Regions from separate parts of the Homo sapiens genome. Here all the other regions are linked to region 2. The links are chromatin contacts, found by Hi-C or POLR2A ChIA-PET in ENCODE. All regions are on one chromosome and are shown on one strand. The core of a region is the stretch at or near the end of the contact, and the rest is flanking DNA. Distances in the headings are between cores, read along the strand shown. Region 1 has its middle 13 kb from the start of TMPRSS6. Region 2 has its middle 13 kb from the start of LL22NC01-81G9.3. Region 3 holds the start of IL2RB (interleukin 2 receptor subunit beta).

What was found. Hi-C counts contacts between places; a loop is a spot of excess contacts on that map. ChIA-PET counts read pairs that join two places held with the same protein, here RNA polymerase II (POLR2A). Pooled maps may share reads with other maps.
Region 1: a loop to region 2 is called in a map of naive thymus-derived CD4-positive, alpha-beta T cell, with 4 times the contacts of the local background. The contact joins two enhancer-like sites. A Hi-C loop is called at or near these places in 1 of 168 maps with a recorded cell type or tissue (naive thymus-derived CD4-positive, alpha-beta T cell) and 4 of 50 pooled maps. POLR2A ChIA-PET finds 5 or more read pairs at or near these places in 1 of 52 experiments (activated T-cell).
Region 3: a pooled map shows a loop between it and region 2 (5-fold over the local background). The contact joins the promoter of IL2RB here to the enhancer-like site in region 2. A Hi-C loop is called at or near these places in 4 of 50 pooled maps. POLR2A ChIA-PET finds 5 or more read pairs at or near these places in 3 of 52 experiments (activated B cell, activated CD4-positive, alpha-beta T cell and activated T-cell).

The regions. Positions count from the first base shown.
Region 1 is chr22:37,121,077-37,124,689 of GRCh38, reverse strand. No RefSeq gene overlaps it. Among named protein-coding and RNA genes, the nearest start is that of TMPRSS6, 13 kb to the right of the region's middle. Within about 2 kb of position 2,354, at least 6 of the 41 ENCODE cell types and tissues checked have a DNase peak (open chromatin) inside an H3K27ac peak, as active enhancers do.
Region 2 is chr22:36,976,772-36,980,017 of GRCh38, reverse strand. No RefSeq gene overlaps it. Among named protein-coding and RNA genes, the nearest start is that of LL22NC01-81G9.3, 13 kb to the right of the region's middle. Within about 2 kb of position 1,842, at least 12 of the 41 ENCODE cell types and tissues checked have a DNase peak (open chromatin) inside an H3K27ac peak, as active enhancers do.
Region 3 is chr22:37,148,127-37,151,368 of GRCh38, reverse strand. IL2RB (interleukin 2 receptor subunit beta) reads left to right here and starts at 1,453. Exons shown (of 10, transcript NM_000878.5): 1 at 1,453-1,544. RefSeq lists enhancers at 1,083-1,194, 1,277-1,308, 1,391-1,413, 3,117-3,166 and a promoter at 588-1,543.

The DNA.
Region 1 (3,613 bases), core at 1,105-3,604, 140 kb before region 2:
CCTCCGTTCCCCCACCTCCCATCTCTCATTCGAAGCAACTTCAGGTGCCTGCATTTCCCAAGTAAATTATGGTGGAAACTGTAGGCCCAGGTCCAGGATGAAGCACCCACCACTGTCCTCCTCATTACTGACAGCTGAAAAAACAGACCAAGGAGGACAGTAAGAAGGGGCAAGAGAACCAATACTTCCACTCTACACATTGTGCCAGCATGGCCTGGGCGTCATCTCTCATCATCTGGAAACAACCTTGAGAAGCAGGTGCTTTATTCCCCATTTTGCTGATTAGGAAACAGGCCCAGGGAGGTGGAGCAACGCAGCTGATGGTTGGTAGCATCAGGATTCAAACTCAGGTACATCTGACTCCGGAGCTTTTGGCCCTTAGCATACAGAAGGCTACATAGGAGATAATTATACTAATGGGAAAATACCTGGTAAAATTTCATTCTAAGCTTCCTGGCAGTCAACTTCGGGGGGAAAATAAGATGCCATGATCCATTAGTGTGATTGTGGGAGAAAAAGCAAAGCCCTTTGATAGTTTGGCAGGTAGATGGGGCTGAACGGTGGCCAGGAGAGAAGGCTGAGGGCGATGCTGGTTGGTCAGGCCGAGGTGGTCTTACCTCCTCCTCCTCCGTAACTGCTGAGCCCCTCCTACTGCCTCCACCCTCCAAGCTGGTCCAGTGTCCCTCTGGGCCAGCATTTCACTGGCTTCTCCCACCCCCACCCTGGTGACCTCCGTGCCACAGACCTGACGCCATCACCTCTCACTCGTATGCCTGCTCAGCCTCCTCCTCGGTCTGCCTGTCCCCACAGCCGCCTGCCCCTCTGATCCTTCCACCTCTGAGCCCTGCCAGGCTGATCTGGCTAAAGGTCGTATCTGGCCACACCACATCCTTGCTAAACCTCCAGTGACCCACTGTCATTTTCAGGATAATGGCTGAGGTCCTTAATGTGATCGTCCATGGCTTGGGGGACTTTGGGGAGGTCCCATCTGCTCTTATGCCTCAGTTGCCCCATCTGTGAATTGGGCAGGCAGATTGGATGATTTCTAAGTGCTCTCCTAGCCCTGACATTCTGTGGTTCCAGGTGCCACATGGAATATGGCTTAAGGCCTGGGCTACATGTATTTTACATCAAGAGTTCACGCTGGGGTTGGGGGGTGGGGATGAGAGTAGGGATTGCAACTGACTCATTTGCTTGGCACCTGCTGATCCCTGGGTTTGAAGTAGCCCTGCCCTGCCACCCAAGCTATCTACCCTCAGGTTCCTATGCATCCCTCAGAACCCCACTCAAGCATCTCTGCTTCTGGCAGGCCCTCTGATTTGCCCCCAAGTAGAGTAGATTACTTCCTCCTACTGTCCCCCTCCTGAGCTACCTCTGTTATAACCAACTGTTGTGCCGTGGGTCAGAGCCTGGGCTAGATTCTGGGGATCTAAGGGTGATACTAATAGCTTTGGAAGAACATCAGGTAGAGCCCCGTTAGCTCAAGACTTTAGTCAGAAAAGCCAGGCACAAGAAGACTCTGAAAGGACCTTCTAATTGGGGAAGGAGGGTGGAATGTTGGGTGGAGCTTTAGCAAGGGGGCTCAACTGGAACTCAGCTAGTTTTGGTTATAGTTGATTGAGGATGGTGCTTGGAAGAGAGAGGAATTGTTCTTGCAGATTAGCAGCCACTATTTGACAATTTGGGCTTTATCAACAGGCAGTGGGGGAGGGACAGCTTTGGGGTCAAGGATCTGTGAGAGCCACTGTGGAATGTTCTCGGTCCTTCAAAGTCTTCGAGAACTGCATGTATTGAGCACTTAGATGCGTCAGACTCTGTTATAAGCACATTGATCCTTCCACTCTCTGGAAGCATCCTTAACTCACTGGATCCTTAAGCAAATGCCATGAGGGAGGTACTATTCTTAGCCCATTTTATAGCTGAGCCTATGGCTCAGAGTGGCCAAGTGACTTACCCATGATCACACAGCTAGAATGTAGTGGAGCAAGTTGAACCCAGGCAATATTTAGCACCCACATGGCACAGCTTCTTACAGCTTCTAAAGGGTGTGCACCCCTGGTATCCCACACAAACACACAGTGACCTACCAAGATAGGAATGACAGAGGTTCTAAGTCTTGTTCCTCAGTAGAGGCCCAGAGGCCCTGAGGGGATGGCGGTGCCGTGTCCCGGGCCACACAGTGCGTTTGGTAGTGGGGGAGGGAGTGTTGATTAAATTTGAGCTCACCACCAGCACCTGTGACAGGCCTGGGACATCCCCTAGGCTGACTTGCTTAGAGACATTTTCCACCACCAGGGCTATGACACACTCGAGGCTCCCATCACAGAGCCTGGCAGAAAGTGAGGCAGGAAGCGCTGAGTGGTGAGAGACGCAGGTCGGGTAGTGGAGGGGGGAGTGCCCAGTCTACGATTCCAGGAAGCCAGGATGCAGACGGAGGGAGGAGCAGAGCTGGCAGACAATGTCTCATCTCCCATTCCTCTATTTACCTGGCCTCATGCTGGGCACTGGCCACAGAGAGGAGGCCGGCTACTGCTCTGTCCACAAAGAGTCTCCAACCTTGTCTGGGAGGGAGTGACTCTGGAGGACACATACAAGTAGACCAGCTGATCACAGCCCTCCTTCGGTGTGGAAGAAAATCAACCCGGTCCTGTGAGCACAAGCCTTGATCAGGAAATGGTGCCAGTGAACACTCTGGTGGAGTCTTCTAACCTGGGGAGGAATTGTGGAATGCCGTGCGGGGCTTTAGCAAGAGAGGCTGAGCCAGAGTTCAGGTAGTTTTGGATAGCTGCTTGAGGATGGTTCTTAGAAGAGGAAGGAATTGTTCATTCATTCATTTATTCATTCAACAGACATTTAGGAGGGCCTAGTACCTGCAAGTCACGGTGTTGGGGATCCAGCAGCGAGCAAAGCCCCCTTCATTCTACACTTTCAGCCTTTGTGGACACCTTGGGGCAGTGTGGCATAGTGGTTATAGCCTTAACTCTGGAGCCCCGCAGCCGGGTTAAGTACTGGCCCCCTCACTCTGGAGCCCCGCAGCCGGGTTAAGTACTGGCCCCCTCACTCTGGAGCCCCGCAGCCTGGGTTAAGTACTGGCCCTGCTGCCTATCAGCTGTGACTTTGGACAAATACCTAAGCTTCTCCGTGCCTCAGTTTTCTCATCTGTAAAAGGGGACAATACCAGGACTGTTGTGAGGATGAAAGAAATAATTGAATGTGGCAGGGTGCTGTGGCTTGCACCTGTAATCCAGCACTTAGGGAGGTCCAGGTGGGAGGATCCCTTGAGCCCAGGAGTCCAAGACCAGCCTGGCTAACATGGTGAGACCCTGTGTCTACAAAAAATATATACAGAAAATTAGCCGGGCATGGTGGTACATACGTGTAGTCCTAGCTACTAGGGAGGCCGAGGTGGGAAGATCCCTTGAGCATAGGAGATTGAGGCTGCAGTGAGCATTGATCGTGCCACTGCACTCCAGCCTGGGCAACAGAGTGAGGCCCTGTTACAAAAAAAGAAGTAAGTTAATGTAAAGTACTTAGGAGAGAAGAGCTAGCCGTGGGAGAGACAGACAGAGACAGGGCTGTGACCAGGGCAGCCAGGGGCCAGAGATGTGGAAGC
Region 2 (3,246 bases), core at 593-3,092:
AAGTGATTCTCCTGCCTCAGCCTCCTGAATAGCTGGGATTACAGGCAACCACCACCACGCCTGTCTAATTTTTTGTATTTTTAGTAGAGACAGGGTTTCACCATGTTGGGCAAGCTGGTCTCTAACTCCTGACCTCAGGTGATCCGCCTGCCTCAGCCTCCCAAAGTGCTGGGATTACAGGTGTGAGGGCCATTTTTTTTTTTAAGGTACAGATGGGGTCTTGCTATGTTGCTCAGGCTGGTCTCAAATTCTTGGGCTCAAGTGATCCTCCCTCCTGAGCCTCCCAAAGTGTTGGGATTATAGGCAGGAGCCACCGCACCCAGCCTCAGGTGACATTTTAATGGGGAGAGGATGGTGGTGCTGGAGTCATCCAAGGGACACGTCCTGATGCTGTTAGGAGCCAGCTAGAGTTTGGTCTTCCCTTAGTGCTGAGGTTAGGAGAGAGTTTTTCTGTGCCAAGAGCCCTGCAGTTCAGTGGGTGGGACCTGACAACTCCTCTTATAGGAAGACACCCTCTTGCTAGTCTTTTTTTTTTTTTTTTTCTTTTTTGAGACAAAGTCTTGTTCTTTCACCAGGCTGGAGTGCAATGGCATGATCTCGGCTCACTGCAACCTCCACCTCTTGGGTTCAAGCGATTCTTCTGCCTCAGCCTCCCGAGTAGCTGGGAGTACAGGCACCCGCCACCACATCTGGCTAAATTTTGTATTTTTAATAGAGAGGGGACTTCACCATGTTGGCCAGGATGGTCTCGATCTCCTGACCCTATGATCTGCCTGCCTCGGGTTTACAGGCATGAGCCACTGCGCCCGGCCCCTCTTGCTATTCTTCAGCAGCCTTGGAGTGAGAAACCTGAGGCCCCTGTCCTTCCCTGGAACAGAGAAACCTGCTGTCTCACATGCATATATGCACACACACACACACACACACAAACACACTGTACATGAACTTACACACAGACATCTAAGGCCGGGCGTGGTGGCTCACACCTGTAATCCTAGCACTTTGGGAGGCCGAGGTGGGTGGATTGCCTGAGGTCAGGGATTGGAGACCAGCCTGGCCAACATAGTGAAACCCCATCTCTACTAAAAATACAAAAATTAGCTGGGCATGGTGGCGGGTGCCTGTAATCCCAGCTACTCGGGAGGCTGAGGCAAGAGAATCGCTTGAACCCAGGGGTGGAGGTTGCACTGAGCCCAAATTGAAATTGAACCACTGCACTCCAGCCTGGGTGAAAAAGCAAAACTCCGTGTAGAAAACAAAACAAAACGAAACAAAAACCAGACATCTAAGCACGTTTGTACAAGCAGGTGCACGCAAACATGATGCACACACACAAATATACATATTTGTACACATACACACCTAGGCACAGCATACGAAAGCATTGCTAACTTAAGTCCAAATACAAGGTTGCCAGTCGGCTTCATGGGCATGCAGCCTATAACCTGTGCAGTCCCAGACGGCTCATTCTCAGAGGGCGCTGCACTTGATTTAATGCCCTACTGTTACAATATTGAGATTCTTAATAATTTTTGAACAAGGGGCCCCCACATCTTCATTTTGCACTGGGCCCTGCATGTACAGATGCACACACAGGTGTTCTCTATCTCATTCTGTCTTGCCCTCTCCCCTATCTTGACTTCACATTGGAAGTTCCCACACATCTCCATCCTCAACTCTGAAATCCAAGGGCTTAAAATGAAAAGGGAAAACTGCAGCTGGGAGCGGCTGCCCCTGCGGAAGGGGGGTTGAAGTAATGTCTGTCGCTGACCTGTAGGTGGCAGCACAAGCCGAGCCAAGCCTCAGCAGCGGACCGGAAGGAAGGAGGCGGGGCTGGGAGGAGATGGGTGTCACCGCGTCACTGGTGCAATCCTTCTACAAACGGCACGGAGATTTCCCAAAGCACAAGATTCTGCGAGGGATTGTCTCACTAACCCATTCTTCTACCAATTCAGTTTTAACAGTTTTCTTTCTTTCTTTCTTTCTTTCTTTTTTAATTTTCTGATTACAAATGCAACATTTTTTATTATAGAGAATAGCGTCTAAACGAAAGTAAAAATCATCCATAATTAGATACTTTTTGGTTCTTTTTATTTACTTATTTTAGAGTCAGGGTCTCACTCGGTCACCCAGGCCGAGTGCAATGGCGAGATCTTAGCTCAATGCTGCCTCGAACTCCTGGGCTCAAGCGATCCTTCCGGGGACTACAGGTGTGCGCCACCAGACCTGGCTAACTTTTTTTTTTCTATTTCATCCCGTGGCTAACAATGCCTGACTTCCTGGGAACGCAGCCCAGTAGCCCAGCCCCTGTTCAAAATGGAGTCACTCTGGTTTGAATGCCTGTAACAGTTCCAGCTCCCCCTTGGACCTCTTTTCCAGCACCTCTGTCAGCCTGGCTTACTTAGTGCTCCTCTGGCCAGCTCTGCTCCGCTGCGGGGGCCGCTCTTGGAGGAGGTGTGCGTGTCCCATAGGGGCACCTACACTGCACAGCGCCCCCGTGAGGGAGATGCACTGGCTCAGCAGCTCCCCATACTGCCTCGGGTCCTGCCCTCCTCTAGGGCACACCCCACAGCCTTGGCCTGCTGGGGTGTTCTCACCCAGTTGTCTGCCCCCTTGGATGGGCTCTGCGTGGCCACTCACGCCTCACTCCCTTCCTTGGGGTCCACGTGCATTTTGGAAGCTCCTTCATCCTGTGGCGTCATGGGGTGGAAGTGTGGCAGCCCCACTAGCCTCCATCCCCCGTGGTCTCCCTCCAACCCTCTCCTCCCTATCAGAAGGCAGAGAGCACAGCAAGGTCCGGCAGGCACGATGGGTTGTTCTCACTGGGGAACAAAATGTGAGTCTCCCCTTAGTGAAGACCGCCAGGCTCTACCATTGCTCCTCTGGGAGATATCCTCACCTGGCTTGGGGCAGAGGAGCTCACCCCAGCTCCTTCTTCACGGTAAGGGGGAAGGAAAAGCCACAGTTTTTCTTACCTGGCCAAGCACTCACCTCTCTGACACTTCTTCCCTCTCTCTCTAGCCCAGGTCTCCCTGGCCCAGAGGAGGGCCAGAGTGTGTTAGTGAGGATGTGGGGTTGCAGAACCCTGAGAGGGCATCTGACCCCCACTGTTTATGGTTCTCTGCAGATGTGGGCTCTTTGATGACTCTTTATCTGAATTTGGAGTCTTGAAAGTCCCCCTTATCATATTGCTACACTAACCAGATGCCCACTGATGGGAGCTTCAGATATTTCCACCTTGGGACT
Region 3 (3,242 bases), core at 204-2,703, 170 kb before region 2:
CAAAAGAAAACATATAAGTTTATGAAAAGGTGCTCAACATCATTGATCATCAGAGAAATGCATGTCAAAACTACAATGAGATATTATCTCACCTCAGTTAAAATGACTTTTATCCAAAAGGCAGGCAATAATGAATGCTGGTGAGGGTGGGGAGAAAAGGGAACTCTCGTACACTGTTGGTGGGAATGTAAATTAGTACAACCACTATAAAGAACAGTTTGAAGAGTCCTCAAAACACTAAAAATAGAACTACTATATGATCCAGCAATCCCACTGCTGAGTATATACCCAGAAGAAAGGAAATCAGTATATGGAAGAGACATCTGCATTCCCACATTTGTTGCAGCACTGTTCACAATACCCAGGATTTGGAAGCAACCTAAGTGCCCATCAACAGATGAATGAATAAAGAAAATGTGGTACATATATGCAATGGAGTACTATTCAGCCATGAAAAAGAATGAGATCCTGTCTTTGCAACCACATGTTTGAAACTGGAGGTCATTATGTTAAGTGAAACAGGCCAGGCACAAAAAGACAAAGCTCACATGTTCTCACTTATTTGTGGGAGCTAAAAATTAAAACAATTGAATTCATGGAAATGGGAAGGGCAGTGATGGAGATGGGAAGGGCAGTGGGGGTTGGAGGGGTGGGGATTGTTGTTGGGTACGAAAACAGAATTAGATCGAATGAATAAGATCTAGTATTTGATAGCATAACAGGGTGACTTTAGTCAACAATAATTTATTGTACATTTAAAAATAACTAAAAGAGTATACTTGGATTTTAACACAAAGAAAGGATAAATACTTGAGGTGATGGATACCCCATTTACCCTGATGTGATTATTATACATTGTATGCCTGTATCAAAATAGCTCATGTGCCTCATGAATATAGACACCTACCACATGCCCACAAAATTAAAAACTAAAAAAAACAGTCATCTCTGAATGCTAAACGGAGTAAGGGGCTTCCTGGAAGGCTGGGTGAAATGGGAGTCTCGGAAAGATGGTGTGTTGCAGGCTGGGAGGAGGGTGAGACGCTGGGGTCACCTAGAGGGACCTGCTTGTGTGAAGCCTACGTATTAGTGGGTATGTGTGTGACCGGATGGAGGCGTCAGAGGTGTTGGGTAGCCTGTGTGAGTTGGCGTGGGGGTGATGTAGGAGGGGAGAGAGGGAGGGCCTGCGTTCCCTTGGCTCCTGTGTGCAGCTAGGCCCCTATTTGACAATGTGTGTCTGTGTGTGTGTGTGTGTGTGTGTGTGTGTGTGTGTGTGTGTGTGCCGCCCCCAGCGTAGGAGGCAGATCTTTATCTGGCCCTGGGTGCTTGAGGAGTTTCAGGCTTTCTCATAAGCCTCGTCTCCCCGCCTCTCCACCCCAGGCCTTGCCCCTCTATCCTCTGCACAGGAAGTGGGCTGGCTCTGGGCTTTTAGTCTTTGCGGCCCCAGCAGCCAGAGCTCAGCAGGGCCCTGGAGAGATGGCCACGGTCCCAGCACCGGGGAGGACTGGAGAGCGCGCGCTGCCACCGCCCCATGTCTCAGCCAGGTGATGTCCCCCTGCCTCCCTCCCGGCCCCTGTGGACCAGCCAGAGGGCTGGGAGTGAAAGTCACAGAGAAGACTTTCAGCTCTGACTCAGTTCCCCCAGCAGTTTCTGCCTGAACTCCCATCCCCCAACTTTGTCTTAGAATTCCCCTAGGGAGGGGTTGGGCCCAGCTCTCATGGCTCCTGGCTGGAGGAAAAAGCGGTCCCCAGTCCCAGGTCAGCTCTCCTTCCCAACCCATTCAGGGGAGGCTAGGGACTGCTGTGGGATGAGGGGCTTCCCTGGGCTCTGTGTGCTGGGCCCCCAACCCGGAGAGGTGGAGAAGGGATGGGTGGATAGCCTGGGTGCCCGGAGAGGGTACGGGATATGGGGTGGGACAGGCGGGAGCCCCCTCCTGACCTCTGTGGAGTGGGGCCCATATACCGGGGGAGGCAGCCCTGTGTTGCGTGCTCATCAGGAGGCTTGTGGAGTAAGTGGGGACAGAAGGGTCCCCTTGGAGAGCCATCTATGAAGTGAAGTTGCTGCGAGGCCTCTGGGAGCCCCAGGCTGGAGGCAGAGCCCTGGGTTTGAGTCTGGGTTTGTCCCTCCCTTGGCTGCATGACTGGACAGGTCAGAAGCATCTCCGGACATTGGGGATGGGACCCTATCTTTGGGGCTGCCTGGAGCTCATGCTCTCTCCTCTCCTGGGGGCCGAAGCCTCCCACTCTTAACTGTGTTTGTAGCACCTCGGGGGAGGGAGGTGGAGTGAGGAGCTGAGCTATCCCCAAGGGTCCCCTTCCTTCCCCCACAGCCAGGGTCCCGCACCCAGCTGGAGAAGCCCCTGAAGTTAAATAGCAAGAGACAAGCACTGTGTATGGGAGCAGGGGGGTGGCAGGTGGAGGTGGCCAGAGAGGACGAGGGGACATAGGCCCCATTGAGTTCAGAGGTCAAGTTGGATGAACCATGGGCTCCCGAGCTCCTGCTTTACCACCCTGCCCCAGCCACCATATACCCCTGATGGCAGCAGGGGCCCCGAACTGCACCTGACCAGGTTCAAATCCCAGCTCTATGCCCTTCTCGCCTGGGTGAGAGGTTGACCCGTTTCTTAGTCTCCTCATTTGGCAAAAAGGAGGCATACTAGAGCCTCCTCATGGGGCTGTAGGGAGGGCTAAAAGCTGAACTACCCCCGAGCGCTCAGGGCAGGCAGTGTAGGCAGAGAGAGAGCAGGCACCAGTCCCTGTCCCCAGCAGCATCTCTCTGAAAATCAGATGGCTGGGGTCAGCCGCTCCGGGCTTCAGTTCTGGCATGGATCAAATGGGGCAGCAAGACCCACCTTGCAGGGCTGTGGTGGGGACGTAGGCATCCGTGGGTGTGACCAGTTTCAGAGTCATGAACGACAGGGCACGTGTGGGTGTGCCTGAGGACCCAGGAGGGGGTGCTCAAACTCGAGGTCCTGGGCTCCACTTGCTGTCACCCGAGGCTGGGCTTCTCCTCACCGTGCAACCTTAAGTGGGTTCCTTGGCCTCCCTGAGGCACAGCTTCCCCATTGCAGAATGAGGGTGCAGCCTCAGTGACTGCCAGGCGCTCCCTCAGCTCTGTGCCCCTCTGGCACCCCCACACCATCCTCCCGTGGACTCTGCCCTCTCCGAGCATCGCTGCACCTCTGAGCTCCAGGCGGCGGGAAGCAGACTCCAGATGGCGCTTTCTCCTCCTGCCCGGCTGCC